2 separate regions of the Homo sapiens genome follow, and region 2 is linked to region 1. The links are chromatin contacts, found by Hi-C or POLR2A ChIA-PET in ENCODE. All regions are on one chromosome and are shown on one strand. The core of a region is the stretch at or near the end of the contact, and the rest is flanking DNA. Distances in the headings are between cores, read along the strand shown.

Evidence for each region. Hi-C counts contacts between places; a loop is a spot of excess contacts on that map. ChIA-PET counts read pairs that join two places held with the same protein, here RNA polymerase II (POLR2A). Pooled maps may share reads with other maps.
Region 2: a loop to region 1 is called in a map of PC-9, with 6 times the contacts of the local background. The contact joins the promoter of CYP2J2 here to the enhancer-like site in region 1. A Hi-C loop is called at or near these places in 6 of 168 maps with a recorded cell type or tissue (Calu3, PC-9, Right ventricle myocardium inferior and 3 more), 1 of 37 single-sample maps with no recorded cell type and 4 of 50 pooled maps. POLR2A ChIA-PET finds 5 or more read pairs at or near these places in 3 of 52 experiments (CD8-positive, alpha-beta T cell, OCI-LY7 and naive thymus-derived CD8-positive, alpha-beta T cell).

Annotation. Positions count from the first base shown.
Region 1 is chr1:59,890,675-59,894,300 of GRCh38, forward strand. CYP2J2 (cytochrome P450 family 2 subfamily J member 2) reads right to left here. Exons shown (of 9, transcript NM_000775.4): 9 at 2,634-3,155. The coding sequence ends at 2,977. Among named protein-coding and RNA genes, the nearest start is that of CYP2J2, 34 kb to the right of the region's middle. Within about 2 kb of position 1,702, at least 4 of the 41 ENCODE cell types and tissues checked have a DNase peak (open chromatin) inside an H3K27ac peak, as active enhancers do; they include CD8-positive, alpha-beta T cell and PC-9, where a contact is called at or near this core.
Region 2 is chr1:59,925,210-59,928,835 of GRCh38, forward strand. It overlaps CYP2J2 (cytochrome P450 family 2 subfamily J member 2), which reads right to left and starts at 1,564. Exons shown (of 9, transcript NM_000775.4): 1 at 1,328-1,564. The coding sequence starts at 1,537. RefSeq lists an enhancer at 912-1,447.

The DNA of each region.
Region 1 (3,626 bases), core at 452-2,951:
CTCCTGGACCTCTCCTGGGTGCATGCAGCCCCACTATGCCTGACCCAGGAACACTTCCCTAACAACTCAGGGAATCCTGTGTGTCCTGCTCTTCCTCTGCTTTAAGCCCTTCAACCTCCAACCTGGTTTTAAATTTACACTGCAGCATGCATGTGTCTGCATCTCTTTGTAGGAGAGTAGTGGAGAGAAGATTCACAGCCTGAGTGCCTCTTGGTAAATCCATGCTTCCTCCACAATACCACAGATCATGTTATGTTGCTTGCACACCATATGTCATCAGACCCCCTGATACAAGAGAAGGGGGTCAGGGGCCCTGGAGCTTCCAAAATAGATGGGGGAAAAAGAGAATTACAAATGTGCATATAGAACAAAATCTTTGTGTGGGACAGGAAGTGCTTGGACAAAATGGGGGCTCATATTTTAGAGCCTCTCCATGGGCTTTGAGAAAAAAGATATTTTATATGGCCAGAAAATTCAGTTACTCACAGTCATCTATTCCCCAAGGTTTCTGGTTAATTGTGCTCACATCCTATTTGGCCCTGGGTTCCATTGCATTTATCAGGTCAGGATGAGTTCCCAGTGGTTTTACACTTATTCCCCCAAGTAACAGGTATGTACTGCCCATCTAGAATCACAGAAAATGCACAGCAGAGTAGAAATGGAACTCAGAGATGACTTCAACAAAGTCCTTCATTTTACAAATGAGGAAACTGAGACACATGATGTATTTTGGCCAGTGTCCATTTGAGTCTCCTACTTGGGTGATCTGATTGGGGAAAAATGGAAGTCCTGGATGTTTGAGAAGTTCAAGTTCAGGGCCTGATTTGATTGGTTTTATTCTCAGAATACCACATGGCCTGTTTTCTAGAGATGCAAATTTCTGGTGGGTTACCAAAAAAAAAAAAAAAAATGGGCATAGGTGGGGCTCTCACTTCTATTCTTTCTTTTACTAGGGAAGAAACAAAACCTCCTCCCACACATTAAAAACCCAACCATGCCTTCCAGACATACTCTTTTCTTGGCTCCCCAGCTAGATTAGCAGCAGTCAAACATTCCTCCCATCCTTTTCTGTTTCCCTTTCTCACAGCGTCAATTGAATTGGCTTTTCTCTGAATCCCAAACAGCAGGAAGAAAGAGCCCCGTGATTTCATGGCCCATTTTGTTTTAAGCTATTTAAATTATTTAGGTCTAACTGCTTTCTATGGTTTGGGTGTTTGTCCTCTCCAAAACTTATTTTGAAACTTGGTCCCCAATGTTGCAGTGTTGGAACATGGGGCCTAATGAAAGGTGATTGGGTTGTGAGGGCATGGCCCTCGTGAATGGATGGATGGCATTGTTATGGCAGTGGGTTCATTGTTGTGACAGTGGGCTGATATAAAGTGAGCCTGGCACCTCCTGCTTTCTGTCTTTTGCATGCACCTGCTTGTCCTTCTGCTTTTCTGCCATGTGATGACACAGTATGGAAGCCCTCACCAGAAGCTGCCACCATGCCCTTGGACATCCCAGCCTACAGAAATGTGAGACAAATAAACTCCTTTTCTTTATAAATACCCAGTCTCAGGTATTCTATTACAGCAACAGAAAACAGACTAAGACACCACCTTAGGAAAAAGGATCTTTTTATAAGGCTTAGCCCAGGTTCCCTGGGAGTTCATTTGTTTGCATTGGTATTGGGGTCAAAACTTCGTGTACTATCAGTGTTACCTGGCCTTCTATTTCATAATCCTTATCTTCCTTCAGCAGCCACACCTAGAGTGAGTGAGCAGGATTTTGGCATTTCTGTTTTCCTGCTATAAAATACCAAGGTCGGCCAGGCACAGTGGCTCATGCCTGTAATCCCAGCACTTATGGAGGCCGAGGTGGGTGGATCACCTGAGTCTGGAGTTCTAGACCAGCCTGGCCAAAATGGTGAAACCCCATCTCTACTAAAAATACAAAAATTAGCGAGGTATGGTGGCATGTGCCTATAATCCCAGCTACTAGGGAAGCTGAGGCAGGTGAATCACTGGAACCCAGGAAGTGGATCACACCACTGCACTCCAGCCTGGGCAACGGAGCAAGACACTACCTCAAAAAAAAAAAACAAAAAAACAAAAAAAAAAAACAAAAAACAGGGCCCAGGGAGTTTAGGCTGGTAATAGCCACAAAAAGCTTACAGTCTAGTTGCAAGAAAAGATCACACCCACCATCGTTAAAGCCAGTGTGAAACAACATGGGAATAAGTGTCTGATGGAGGATTAAAGGCAAGAAGGTATTGTTAAGGATGAAAAATATTTCCACATTTGTTCCTGAAACCTGTTTCCCAGGTTGGTTAATTGTGGTCACATTCCACTTGGCCTTAGGTGTGTGCTTATGTAAACTACAGAAACTGTTTCAATGACACCTGCTTTCCCTGTCTCTAAATGAGGAATAAAACCTGCCCTGCTGACTTCTCAGAGGATCAGTCTGAGACAGAAACAAGATAACGCATGCACAGTGCTACCAAACTGGGGAGTCTTCATAGCTCACTTCTGTGGCTGCTCCTAGGGCCCACTTTTAACTCTTATCAACTATTTTGCACCACTTTGACTTGAGCTTCTCAACAGGTCAGAAGCAAACACATATCTCACAAAGGAAGCAGGAAGGAGGCACACTATAGATAGAACTTTTATGATGTGTTTTATGGTTTACAAACCACTTAAAGCTCACCATTTCTTTTGATTCTTACAAGAACTTTCTTTATGGAAGGAAACATTATCCTCTTTTCATCTCCTAGATAAAAAGGTAAATTATTTAGCATATAAATGATTTTCCCAAGGCTAATTCGGACGAGACAGTAGAGCTGGGATTTGGATCTAGTTTTCTCTGAGTCAAATTCCTCTGATCTTTCTTGAAAGTCACTTTCATTTTGTCCCAACACATCTGAGCAGACACCAGTGGTTTCAGAACACGTGCCATGTCTTCTTACTTTCCTTGCCCCTTTCTTTCTTAACAATATTACACCTGAGGAACAGCGCAGAGGCGGTGACTGACTGGGGAAATGGTGATACCCATTCTAAACTTCAGGCTCAGCTTCTCATTGTTTGGGGGCCTGAAGGTAAATTTTTGCATAAGGGAAGTGAAGAAAATAAACAGCTCAGTCCTGGCCAACTGTTCTCCGAGGCATGCCCGCTTTCCTGTAAGACAAAATCAAAAGACGGGTTATCTTCTCAGGTGGCATTTGTGCCTAGCAGAGATTGCTATCCTCAATCATATCCCCAAAAAAATGGAGCAGAGGAAGGGCCTGTAGGCCCCAGGGTGTTATGGCCAGCAGCTTATTTAAGTCTGATAACCACTTGGGTTCATCAATGCATAGAAAGCAGAAGTCCAGGAACACGAAGTCAAATGCCATCAGGGGTCCGGCAGGCGAGCTTCCAGAATGAAGTTGCAGGGTGTAGGACCATAGAAGCGGAAGGCGTGGGCTGAGCTAGAAAGGGGATGTTTAGCCTAAGAGCTTTAAAAAAATCATTTAACAAACGTGACAAAAAAAGACAACAAAAACAACCAAATATGTTCACTTTTTTAATCCTTAAAAAAATTGTTGAAAATATAAGGAAATAAATGTCAGAGCAGAGTTCCTAAGGTATAAGTCATCTTTTCCCTGTGCC
Region 2 (3,626 bases), core at 314-2,813, 34 kb after region 1:
ACATTCTTCTTTCAGTAATTGATAGAATAAGTAGATAACAAGTCAACAAGGATATAGGCAAACCAAACAATATCATTACCCAGTAAAATCAAATTGATATTGATATCAATTACTTCACCCAACAATAATTTATATCAATTATTCCACCCAACAATAGTCAAATACATATTTTTTCCAGCCTCCATGGCACATTTATCAAGATAGACTATATCTTGTGTCATTTAATCAACCTTAACATATTTAAAAGAACTGAAATTGTACATAGTATGATGTTTGACCACAATGGAGTCAAACTGGAAATAATTAACAGAAATGATAACAAGAAAATCTCCACATACTTGGAAATTAAACAACATATTAATTAAATAAGGACACAGGTTTGGGGGCTTAGTTTTAACATTCTGTGGCTAATTCTGTCACTTAGTATTACCAATTGGGTATTTCTCCCATAAAGTGATAAAACTTTGTCTATCAATATTTGAGGGCAATATACAGCCATGTGTTTAAAGTACTGCAGGCATGTGCAGGGAAAGGGGAACTACTATTTGTTATGTACCAACTATATGTCAGTATTGACCATTCACTATTTTATCTAATCTTCATAATCACTTGTCACACTGTTGTCTCTCAGCAAGTTACCTGTGCTGAGTGGCAGGAAAACCAGTATTGGTTTCTTGAGATAGGGTTTGATGTCTGAGAGAACTTGAAAGAACTTGGTCACCAGAGTCGGGGAGCCCTGATAGGAGATTATTGTATAGAGACGGAAAGAAGCTGCATCAAGAAGGGTCCCAGGTGGTTCAGTCAGGAGTCTGAACACCGTTTGGCAAAAATTTAAGCAGAGGAAGAACATTTTAAAATTATTACTTAGTGAGAGTGCACTGCAAGGGAAGGAGGTTGAAGCTGGAGGGCTCAGTTAGTGTAGTGGGAATAACTCAGTTGAGAAATGATCAAGATTGAGGTAGTATTATCACCATTTTATGTATGGGAAATGAAGTTTCTCAGAAAGAAAGTATAGCATTTTTAAGGACAATCATATAAAAGAGGGCAAGGTAATCACATTACAAGTAAGGTGTTCCAGTAATGTTTAACATGACAACATGCAAATAGTAAACATTTAATAATATTCCATCCCTAGAAAGTGCAGGTGGAATCATGCCAGTTAATGGGTTAGGAAATGAAACTCAAAGTGGGTTTTACCAGGTTACCAGCGTTAGCCACACCTCTTCCTGCCCTTCATCCCCCACCCCACCCACGTTGCCGGAACGTCCCTTGTGCTGCAGAACAGAGTTAGGGTCAGGACACGCTAGGCACCTTCTCCCACTCCTACCAGCTGAACCTCCAGGTGCGACTGCTCGAAGTCCACAAGGAAGAAGTTGCCAAGGAAGGGCAGGCGCCAGGGCCCCGGCGGGTAGTTCTTTGGGCGCCGTCTTTTGAGAAAGTCAGCAGCGAGCAGAAAGGCGACAGTGCCCAGTAGGAGAGTCCGAGGATGGACCACTGCCCAGAGGGCAGCCGCCAGAGAGCCCATCGCCGCGAGCATGGCTCAGACGTCCTCCTGCTCTTCTGCGGTCCAAGCAGGCGGCGGTCCCAGCAGGCGACGGTCCCCGCCCCGCCTCGCTCCCAGCCGTGCCCCGCCTCCCAGCCCGCCCCTTCGCAGCACCCTGCGAAGATGCCAGGCGCTGGATTCCCGGGAGGACACGCACCGGTCTCAGAAAAGGCCAGGCTAGGAGCAGTTTCTTTTCTATTTAGAAAGCTCATGGGTTTACTGAGAGCGCCACAGACATTTGAGCCTCTGTTCGGTTCAATCACCGTCTCTCCTATGATTGGAACTGTGCCTGGTAAACAGCGATAACAACAGCAGTACCTAACATTTCTTGGGCTCTTACTATATGCCAGGCAGCACATCCGCCTCTTTACATAGATTATTATTTCATTTTGACAAAATTATGAAGGAGAAGCTCTCGGTAGTCTCATCTTGCTGTTGAGGAAACAGAAAAGTTAAGTACTAAGTATGTGGTGAACAAATAAATCCACCCTTCTGAAACACATCTAAACGAGGTCCTGTATTTGAAAGTGTCTGGAAGATTAAAAGGCACTACACCAAAGCTGCTAGCACTGAGCAGCAGCCATAATAAGTGCTTAATTAACATTTGTTGAAGGAATGTCTTAGTTCCGATCCTTGCTGGTTTGCTCTATTAGGCTCCTCTCCAAAGCCCCAAGACTGTGGGACCTCCAGGTTCCAGCCTTTCATACCATCTGGTGAGTGCCTGCTTGGGTTTCACAAATGGTGAGACTGAAAACATGAAACATAGCTCAGGAATAGTATAGTACACACTCATGTACTCAACATAGAGTCACATATTCTGCTTACAATATTTTATTTTATTTCTTTATTTTTGAGACAGAGTCTTGCTCTGTCGCCCAGGCTGGAGTTCAGCTCACTGCAACCTCCACCTCCCGGGTTCAAGCGATTCTTCTGCTTCAGCCTCCCATGTAGCTGGGACTACAGGCACATGCCACCATGCCCGGCTAATTTTTGTATTTTTGGTACAGATGGGGTTTCGCCGTGTTGGTCAGGCTGGTCTCAATCTCCTGACCATAGGTGATCTGCCCACCTCAGCCACCTAAAGTGCTAGGATTACAGGTGTGAGCAAGAAATGAAATGAGAGTTGAAGTCTCTTGTTCTCTTTCTAAGGTCCAGAGAGAAATACTAGTCAGAGCTTAGCTTTTATCCTTCTAGTCCACATTTTCCTGTTTTACTACAGCTGTTATGCATCCATACAATATTTCTAATATTTATATATGATATTTTTACACGAATTATTCTACAACTCAGTATTATGTGTTTGAGATTTATCCTGACTGATATATGTGGCTCTAATTCACTTAATTTAATAGATGGATAGTATTCTATTACTATGCCACAATTTATTTGCTCATTCCCGTATCAGTGGACGTCAGGTTTGTTATATCTCTCCTTCCTTTTTATTTTTTGCATTAAAGAATGATGCAGGGGAATGACTTCCATAATGGCAGCATGAGAAACCCCACAGAACCTCTTCCTAGTAAAAAATTGTGATTGCTAAAAATTATTTATAAAACTAAAATAATTTAAGTCCCTGAAAATTGTTCTAAAGGCATACAGTAAATAAATAAATTTTATTTAAGAAGAATCTACTAAATGCTAGTAAACACAGTAAGAGTCTGTGGCATTTGAGCCATAACTCACTCTTTCTCCTAGTCCCCAGATCAACGTGACAGAAACCCCATTCTAGACAGTTAAATCCAAGAACACTTTCCCTAGCTCTCAAATGAAGGCTACAGTATCTCCCTGAGATGGAAAAACTGCCAGCATTTCTTATACCCAGCCCCCAGAATGTCATGTTGCAGAAGCTCTATTCTAGGCAAGACTGGCTAAGAGGTCTAGGGATATCCTCCTCCATCCAGCCCTGACTTGTAAGGCAGAAATAATACCTACCCCGGGCCATAATTGCCCTCATCCCAGCTTTCTCATGAGATAGAGGTTCCACACTGGGAGAGGTTAGCCACAAACACCAGAGATGAATGCCTGAAACAATAGAGATTTTGGTGGTAAGCAATTAATAGGAGGCTGGTAATTCTATGAGAAC